Regions from separate parts of the Homo sapiens genome. Here regions 2 and 3 are each linked to region 1. Evidence: chromatin contacts called from ENCODE Hi-C or POLR2A ChIA-PET data. All regions are on one chromosome and are shown on one strand. The core of a region is the stretch at or near the end of the contact, and the rest is flanking DNA. Distances in the headings are between cores, read along the strand shown. Region 1 overlaps ARHGAP6 (Rho GTPase activating protein 6). Region 2 overlaps ARHGAP6 (Rho GTPase activating protein 6). Region 3 overlaps ARHGAP6 (Rho GTPase activating protein 6).

Region 1 (2,817 bases), core at 30-2,529:
CTAGAGATGCCACATCCACTTCTCCATTGAGGTAAATTTCTAACAGACAAAGCCAAGTGAAATTTGATGTCCGTATAAGCTGCTTTGACCTCGTTGTTTCTGACTTTCATTACAGATGAATTTTCATTTGTAATTTTGTTGTTGTTTTTTGGTTTCCTTGGTACTTTGATTTGTTTGGGCAAAAACTCAGTGAATCTGTAGTGATTTAGGAGACAGTTTAATCAACACAAGTGCCCATGTTTCAGACTCAGACATGCAGGTGATATTTATTCTGGGTAATTTTGGGGGATCTACACCTTTTGTTTATTCTAAGATGACGAAGCTGCATTATTATTTTATATGTAACATGCACTCATTGTAAAAAAGTTGCAACGATAGACAAAATTATAAAGAGTGGATTGTAATAAGAAAAAATTCTGAGTACATGGCAGGATCCATATACTATGTGTATTCTTGCCTTATTTTATTGGGACAACAATGAAAATAGGCCAATAGTTTATCACATGAAGAGCCAGCCTTCACAAATACAGCTCTGTGGAATTGTATCTGAGCATAAAAACACTCTTTATTTAATTATTATTAATATAACAATTACCAATAACCTTTATATCTATCTATTTACTTATTTATCTTTTCCTGTGGTGGGGGGTTCAAAGGTTTCTGGGAGTGATCAGGATGCCCAAACTTCCTCTAACTTTAAAATTTTAATAAGTAAATGAAGAAAGCTCCATGTTTTCCTCCTAGAGTTTAATTAGCTACTAATATAAGTTGCTTAGCCCAGGATCTATCCTATGGTGGTAGGTGTTCATTATGTTTAGCTAAAATTTCCATCACCATTATCATCTTTGTCATCATTACTGCCATCACTACCACAACCAACAACATTACAATCACCACCACTGTCATCATCACCATTGTCATCATCCTTTAATACTAGGCTTGAGGAAGCTAAAGGGAGCCAAATGTACATTTATGTCTTATGTAACATTAATGTTACTTGTCTTATTCCTAATGCCTCATCTTAAATGTAAAGAAAGTAAGAAGACCCAGAGATAGTTAACTTTGTCGTCTCTTGACTCCCAGGATCAAAAATAGTTGTTGCTGCAGTGTTTGGAATAAAAAAGCTTAAAAGACCTTGTATACAAAAGTGGTTCGTACTGCCTTCTCTCGTGAATTCATGCCAGCAGATATTTTTATTCTGGTAGGAAGTAACTAAAAGCTTTGTTCAACCCTGGTCTGCCAGCCTCTGTAACGCACGTCTGACAAATATGTGTGACTCTGTGAGAAAGTTTGGTTCTCCCCCTGGTGGCAAAAGGAAAAACTAACACTAGTGCTCCTTATGGGAGTGTATTGATAGGGTACGAGATATGTAAATACAGCTTTACCCTTTTCACCAGTGTTGCCTGAGATTTTTATCTCAGCCCCCTTGGTTACTTTTGTTCTTTGGACAACAACTGGTTTATATCTTCTATGGTCGTTGGGATGAAAGGGATTTGACAAACTGACAAAGCATTTTGCTTCAGAAACCACTTGAAAAACACATCTATGTTTCAAATAAAGATTATTTCAGGATCATAAAAATATGCTCGGTGTATTAGCCATGGAACTAGATTTTAAGCTTCATGATCATAGAGATAGATATTGGGTTTATTTTATTGTTATTGCCTCTGAACTGAGAAAAGACTCTAGAATTCTAAATATAACGCACACACTTGAACTAAGTAGACGGAAACTTACCCTTCTAGGTAGGTAACTCTGCTTACCTTCCAAACAGAGTTTGGATGATATTGCCTCATAGAAAGATTTTTTGATACAATACTCAGGAACCGCTATGGACTGCTGCTTTGGGGCCAGGCCCCATGCCACTTGATTAAATACATCCTCACTTAACCTGTCCCTACAACAACTCTGTGAGGGAGGCATACTCATACCGAAGCTTTAGCCATGTGGACACTGCTCCCCTGAACCACATGCGTAGTCAAATGGTTAGGGCAGATTTCAGCTCATGTCTCTTTTATTCAGAACCCATCCTTTAAGCCAGTAGTTCTCAATGGGGGTGATTTGACTCCCAGAGGACACTTGGCAATGTCTGGAAACATTTTTGGTTGTCATACCTGGAGAGGTGCTACTAGTCGGTAGAGGCCAAGGATGCTCCTCAACATCCTGTAATGCACAGTGCAGCCCCCACAACAGAGAATTACTTGGTCCAGATGTCAGTAGTGCCAAAGCTGAGAAACTGTACTCCTAACCAGTGCTACTCAAAATGTATTCCACGGAACAGCAGCATCTGCAACACGTGGGAGCTTGTTAGAAATGCAGAATCACGAGCCCTGTCCCAGACCCAGTGAACCAGAAACTCCATGGTTGGAGCTCAGGAACGTGTGTTTCTACAAGCCCCCAAGTTCTTCTTGCACACTCAAGGGAGAGAAGCTCTGCTCTAAAACAACAGATCATTCTGTGTCTATTGAGCTAGACACAATCGTATGGTTTCCTCACCACTTTCAGTGTTCCGTTGTCGCATAGAAGTATCTCCTCAAGCATCTAAAAGGGGAAAGTCTGGCGTACACTAGGAACAAATGTGACTCATGGGGAAATCAGTGCAATTACAAATCCAGGAACCACACCCAGCTGAAAATCTAGGAAGGTTCTTTTTCTCTTATTTTCTCTACTTAAGAAGGGAAGTCTCGGAGACTTAGTCTAGGTTCAAAAGATGTCAACATATACACAGGCTTGGTTTGGGGTTTGATTATCTAAAATTAAACCTTAAATTGAATTAGGTAAAACCCATTTTGGAGAGCCACAGAATTCTAAATTAGA
Region 2 (2,902 bases), core at 147-2,646, 42 kb before region 1:
GACAAGAACATCCTCCATTTACATAAACAGACATTTTCAAAGTATAATACAACTGTCTTCTTGCTTTATCATCACACACAGAAAATAATGTGTGTTAGCAGCTAATGTTCTCCTCAAAAAATTTCCTCCTACAGTTTTCCCACGTTCAGATTATGGTGACTCCGTCCTTCCAGCTGGGTGTTGTCCTTGATGCCTTTTGGTGACTGAATCAGATTTACATTTTGAAATGATCCCAGTATGGAGTGAGGATGAGGAGGAGCTAGAGTGCATCCTGGTATTTGGGCCTGGGAGAGATTCGAGAAGATGACTGATGCTAGGGTGGCAGCTGGGTAGGAGGTTGAGAGCAGTTGGCATATTGGAGAGATGCTTAGAACATAGAACCTGTCAGACTTAGTTTGGATGGGATAAAGAGGTGATAGAGTATGAAGGATGAGGATGACATGAATGAATCAATGATTTTCTGGCAGCATTTCTAGAGAAGCTCTTGAAGTTTATATAATAAGCAAATAGTCATAATGATATTTCCCTCCTTGTTACTGTCTTATACAGATTGCAAAATATTTGAACACAGTCTAGGTCAATTTCAGTCTGAAATCCAATTGCTGCCTTATGCAGGTTTTCTGTTTCCTGATTGAAGAAATCTAAGCTCAGAACAGTAGAATTCAAGGCAGCACATGTGTCGCTGCTGACAGAACTGAGAGCTTTATCCAGGTGCCCTGATCCTGCAGTGCTCTTCTGAGTCATTTAGACAATGAGGATAGTCGAACCTAATCATCCCTCTGCGATCCACTTTGCCACAGTAATAAACCAACAACCAAATGTTGGACCTTCAGTGACTTAATGTGACTATCTGTATTGTCAAATTGCATGGCCAAATAGCTTTTAAATTTGACTAGTGTAGACAAAAACTAAAAATTTAAGTATCCATTAAGTTCAATGCAATATCTTTATGTCTTTCTGAAAGACACTAAAAAAAATCTGGATTAAAAGCTTGGCCTTGTGACTTACTGGGGACCTTAGGAGGCTCAAGCTCTTCTCTCCTGGTGCCCCAACCTGTCTTTACCCTCAAGTGGGGCAGAGAAAAGCAAATCAGTGTCCATTATACAGTCACCATCAGGAATCCCTGGACTGACATCATTCATTTCTCTCTCGCTGGCAGGTTGAAAACTTGCTGGGAGTAGTACTATGTGTGTCTTGTCCCTGCTGTCACCTGGACACCTAGCAGAGTGCTGGAAGCACAGTAGGTGCTCAGTAGAAATGTGTTGAATGACTTCATGAATCTAGTAGTTGAGACCTAGTTTTTGAGGTCCTAAGCTGCTCATTCTCCTTCCTTGTACTGGTCTAGTCTGAGCTCCTCTGCTGCTGATGTCACTTCCTGTTTGGTGTGGTCACTGCACCATCTGTGCTTTTGACCACAGCCTTGTAATCAGATGCTGACTCTGCCCTTGCTCCAGTTAACCCCTTCCTAAGGAACTCACCAGAAGTGCCAAGCTGCTTACCCTGACAGAGAACCTGTTTTCACATAGAATGGAAACTATGAAAGTTTCCACGTTTGTTCTCTATGAACATTCAATTTTCAAAGACTTTGAAGTCATTAAGTTTGCTTAATAATTGAGTGGTATTGAATACAGGATACTCTCTGGTAATTCTGAAGATGCCCAGAACTGGGCGCCGTTGCAGGCCTATGCTGATATGAATCAGTTATCATCCATCGGTGCTAACAGTGTAGACATCTTAGGAAACTCAGCAGAACTTATACTGACCTGTGGCATGGCCCAGAACTTACTTTTATAAAACCATTTTTATATTACTCTGGTTGTCATTTGTCTCCTCATAAAAGCAAAATTTTTTCAACTTACAAATATGTGAGAGATTATTGAATCCTCTTAATTGACACCTCTACTAATTGTAGATACCTTTTCTACTCCCACCCCCAACCTGGCATGCTTACTTTTCTGCTGCATGCAGAAATTTTCCTGGATGAGGCCTCTTTGGTGTGGAAGCCCCATCATCTTAGGAAGCTACATCTCCCCTCCTTCAAACCACTCATTAAGTACCACTACTAATTGATAAAAAATCAGATTCCTGTTGGATGTTGCATAGCAGACATCTCTGCCAATCATTTGAAAACAATTACCACCCTTTGCCTAGTCCTTTCTGGTGATGAACTTTTATTATTTACTTTTCCTGTTCCCACATTGTGATAACCCTGGACCACACACACATGACTCTCAACTTGGTTGTGAAATTATTGTCCAGTCATACAAAGTCTTCATTGGGTTCTTGATTCCTCACTTCCCTGTCACCTGTTTCATTCTCAGACTTTCCCATCTCAGTGAGTGGTTGGCTGTCCCTATGGCCAGTGCAATCTTTTTAAAAGGTAATGAAATAGTGACATTTCAGTGCTTAAGCTCTTTGGTTGGTTTCCATTCCACTTAGAATAATAGCTTCATCCATGACCTTGACCTTCCAAGTGCTCCTTACATGGTCTTCTCTGCCTCATACCACACCCCACTCCACAAGCTTATCATTGCCTGGCCACATCTGTGCCCTTTCTGTTCCTCAAATGCGACCAGTTCTTTTCTGCCCCAAGCCTTTGTACTTGCTGTCCCTTCTGCCTGGAATGTCCTCTGTGTGATAGGCTTTTTTTTTTTACATCCTTCAAATTGCAGGAAAAATGTCGCCTTTCCTGACTGCTTTCTCTGAAGTGTTTCTGAGCCCACTCAGTTACCCTGGATCATATCACACTAGCCACTTCCCTCATTGTTCACATCACCACTTGGTATTATATTATATATTCATTGTTTGTCTGTCTCCTCTGACTAGTGTGTAAGTTTATTCAGGGCAAGGACCCAATGATCCTTTCCCACTGTCTTTCCACTGCCTTAGAGCAGGTCCTGGC
Region 3 (2,700 bases), core at 43-2,542, 40 kb after region 1:
TGCTCTCATTTTGTTGTCATCCAGTAGAAAGAAGTGTACACATTTGTGAAGAAATGCATGAGGTAATAAAACTATTTAAAAATCCACATTTTCTCAATTTAGATGGACTTTTCTTAAACTAGTATAAAGTTAGGTGTTACCATATATTTTGTAGGCATAAAAATCTAAACCTCAAAGTGGCAGAATTCAAGAGTACCCATCCCTTATTTTCTACAGGAGTTCATCTGAATCCCTTGATAGTAAAGATTTTCTTTCTTTCTAGAACCTGACATAATTCCTAGTACATACCAAGTGATAATGACACTTTCATTGAATTTACTTAAATAGCTATATGAGAGGTCCATGTATTTCTATATTTCATGAATTTCAAATTATATATTTCAGTCCCATTTAAAGTTAGGATCTTTATAAAGAAAATCCTGAAGAGGATCCAGACTATAGCGTCCAATGTGCAAATTTTTAATTGTGAGCTAGAGATTGAGAATAAAGGAAAGTTATTGGAAAATTTTCCAAGAACTAAGCCTTTCTGTTGTGCTGGTATTGATGATATATGTGTCAGTCAGCAATAAGACTACCAAAGGTGAACTAAATAATCCGGTGCCATAAAATGTCTTATAAAACTTAAGCTGCTAAGAAAATCTAAGGATTAAAAAATGTACCTATTCGCATACTTCTGCTGTTGTGTGTTTAAGAGCAAACTGAGAGGTTGCTATGGCATTACTTATGCGTGCATGGCAACAGAGCGAACTTAGTGATTCAGCTTGATAAAAGAGGAAATTAGCTCACCATTTCCCCTTTCCCCAAATCAGAGTCAGATATCCAAATATTTCATTTTGAAATGGTATATCCATCAACACGTTCTAATGGATGAAAGTCAGTGGGGGTGGGGGTGGGGGAAATGTCATAAGGTGAAATTCGTATGTCATGTGCTTACTTTAGGGAATGCAACTTGTGTCTAAACAGTCTATTCATATCTCTGCATCCTTCTTTCCCCCTGATAGGATGGGGTTTCTCAGTGGCATCTGTTGGGTGAATATACGATGATGAGTAACACTTTGGCAAAAGACAGCAATTTATCAGCCCGTATAACTTTGTTCTAATGGAAGTGGATCATCCCAGAATTTGAGAAAGAAACATTGTTCAGCTGTGAAACTCCAATTCCCTGTGTGTAACAGCCCTCCAGGGAAGGAGTAGATTTTGTCAGCATAATATGTGAAGTTTAGTCATTATCAACTGCACAAAGCAGAGGTCAGGCGTGGGCGTACATGTGGGAGGCACTATTATGAAATCAACCCACAGCCACTGCCCTGCTGGGGTGATCCAATACAAACAGAGCCAAATGTCATGAATAAATGCTGACATTTTATCACATGATTAGTTTAAATATTATTTTACTACTGTGCTTTTTCTTGTATTATTTATCTTTCACATCTTTATTTTGTTTCCGGTTTCCTTTCTTTAAACTGATAAATGAAAAATAGGGAAGTATGTTTTGAGTCAGTACTTTGACCATGAACACAGGAAGTTAACTGAACCCTCCACCACCAGAACAACAACAACAAAAAAACTCTAAACCTGTGAATCTTGGAATCTTAGATTTGTTCTGGGTTGACATGGGTTTTGGAATCATAATTTTATTAATTTATTTTTTAATTTACATAGAGTAAAATTGACCTTCTGGAGGGTATGGTTCTATCAGTTTTGACAAATACATAAAGTTGTGTAGCCAACATCACAATTGTGATACAGAAGAATTCTATATATACCACCCCCCACCCCCACCCCCACCACCAAATCTCTTCCTTCTGCCTTTTCGTAGTCAACCCCTCTTTTCACCCTCAGGCTCTGGCAACCATTGATCTGTTGGAACTGTATTAATCTGACCGTTTTTCTCCACTCTGTCCATTCATGCAACAACCGTTTATTGATAATCTATGCTGAGCTCCATTTTAGGTGCTAGGGATGAAATGGTGAACAAGACTGACATAGAAGTTTCTATCTGGAAACAAGATAATGAACAGTAGTAAATCAGTAATTCCAAATTGTGGCAAATGCTGTGTAAAGAACAGAAATATTTCTGTGACAACAGATATCTGAAGGCGAAATCTTTTTTTTTTTTTAGACGGAGTCTCACTCTTTCTCCCAGGCTGGAGTGCAGTGGCGCGATCTCGGCTCACTGCAAGCTCCGCTTCCCGGGTTCACGCCATTCTCCTGCCTCAGCCTCCCGAGTAGCTGGGACTACAGGCGCCCGCCACTACGCCCGGCTAATTTTTTATATTTTTAGTAGAGACGGGGTTTCACCGTGTTAGCCAGGATGGTCTCCATCTCCTGACCTCATGATCCACCCGCCTCGGCCTCCCAAACTGCTGGGATTACAGGCGCGAGCCACTGCACCCGGCCGAAATCTATTTTAGACACTGTTAAGAAGGTTACTCTGAGAAGGCAGCATGTAATCTGAGGACTGGAGGAGGAGAAGAAGCCAGCTGTGTGAGGTGTGGGTGGGGACACATGGGGTAATCATTCCAGGCGGAGGGAACAGTATGTACAAAAGAGAGTTGGGAGTCTAGTGAGTGAAGGGAGCAATGCCATGAGGTGCTGTAGATAGATAGGCAGAGCTTCACTAAGGTGTATGTACTTCATTGCATTGCAGTGAGAAGCCATTGAATTAGGATGGGGCTCTAATGGGGATGGTTTGATTGA

Evidence for each region. A loop is a pair of places that touch in the nucleus more often than their neighbours do. ChIA-PET counts read pairs that join two places held with the same protein, here RNA polymerase II (POLR2A). Pooled maps may share reads with other maps.
Region 2: a map of prostate gland shows a loop between it and region 1 (2.5-fold over the local background). The contact joins two enhancer-like sites. A Hi-C loop is called at or near these places in 10 of 168 maps with a recorded cell type or tissue (GM12878, K562, PC-3 and 7 more), 14 of 37 single-sample maps with no recorded cell type and 15 of 50 pooled maps. POLR2A ChIA-PET finds 5 or more read pairs at or near these places in 3 of 52 experiments (A673, K562 and MCF 10A).
Region 3: a loop to region 1 is called in a map of B cell, with 3 times the contacts of the local background. The contact joins two enhancer-like sites. A Hi-C loop is called at or near these places in 4 of 168 maps with a recorded cell type or tissue (B cell, K562, MCF 10A and 1 more) and 1 of 50 pooled maps.

What each region holds. Positions count from the first base shown.
Region 1 is chrX:11,380,138-11,382,954 of GRCh38, reverse strand. The region is part of intron 1 of ARHGAP6 (Rho GTPase activating protein 6); the gene reads left to right. Among named protein-coding and RNA genes, the nearest start is that of MIR548AX, 63 kb to the right of the region's middle. Within about 2 kb of position 1,279, at least 3 of the 41 ENCODE cell types and tissues checked have a DNase peak (open chromatin) inside an H3K27ac peak, as active enhancers do; they include prostate gland, where a contact is called at or near this core.
Region 2 is chrX:11,422,010-11,424,911 of GRCh38, reverse strand. The region is part of intron 1 of ARHGAP6 (Rho GTPase activating protein 6); the gene reads left to right. It overlaps LOC124905246 (a long non-coding RNA gene), which reads right to left. Exons shown (of 2, transcript XR_007068392.1): 1 at 1-2,902. Among named protein-coding and RNA genes, the nearest start is that of MIR548AX, 100 kb to the right of the region's middle. Within about 2 kb of position 1,396, at least 4 of the 41 ENCODE cell types and tissues checked have a DNase peak (open chromatin) inside an H3K27ac peak, as active enhancers do; they include prostate gland, where a contact is called at or near this core.
Region 3 is chrX:11,340,148-11,342,847 of GRCh38, reverse strand. All of the region lies in intron 1 of ARHGAP6 (Rho GTPase activating protein 6), which reads left to right. Among named protein-coding and RNA genes, the nearest start is that of MIR548AX, 23 kb to the right of the region's middle. Within about 2 kb of position 1,292, at least 16 of the 41 ENCODE cell types and tissues checked have a DNase peak (open chromatin) inside an H3K27ac peak, as active enhancers do.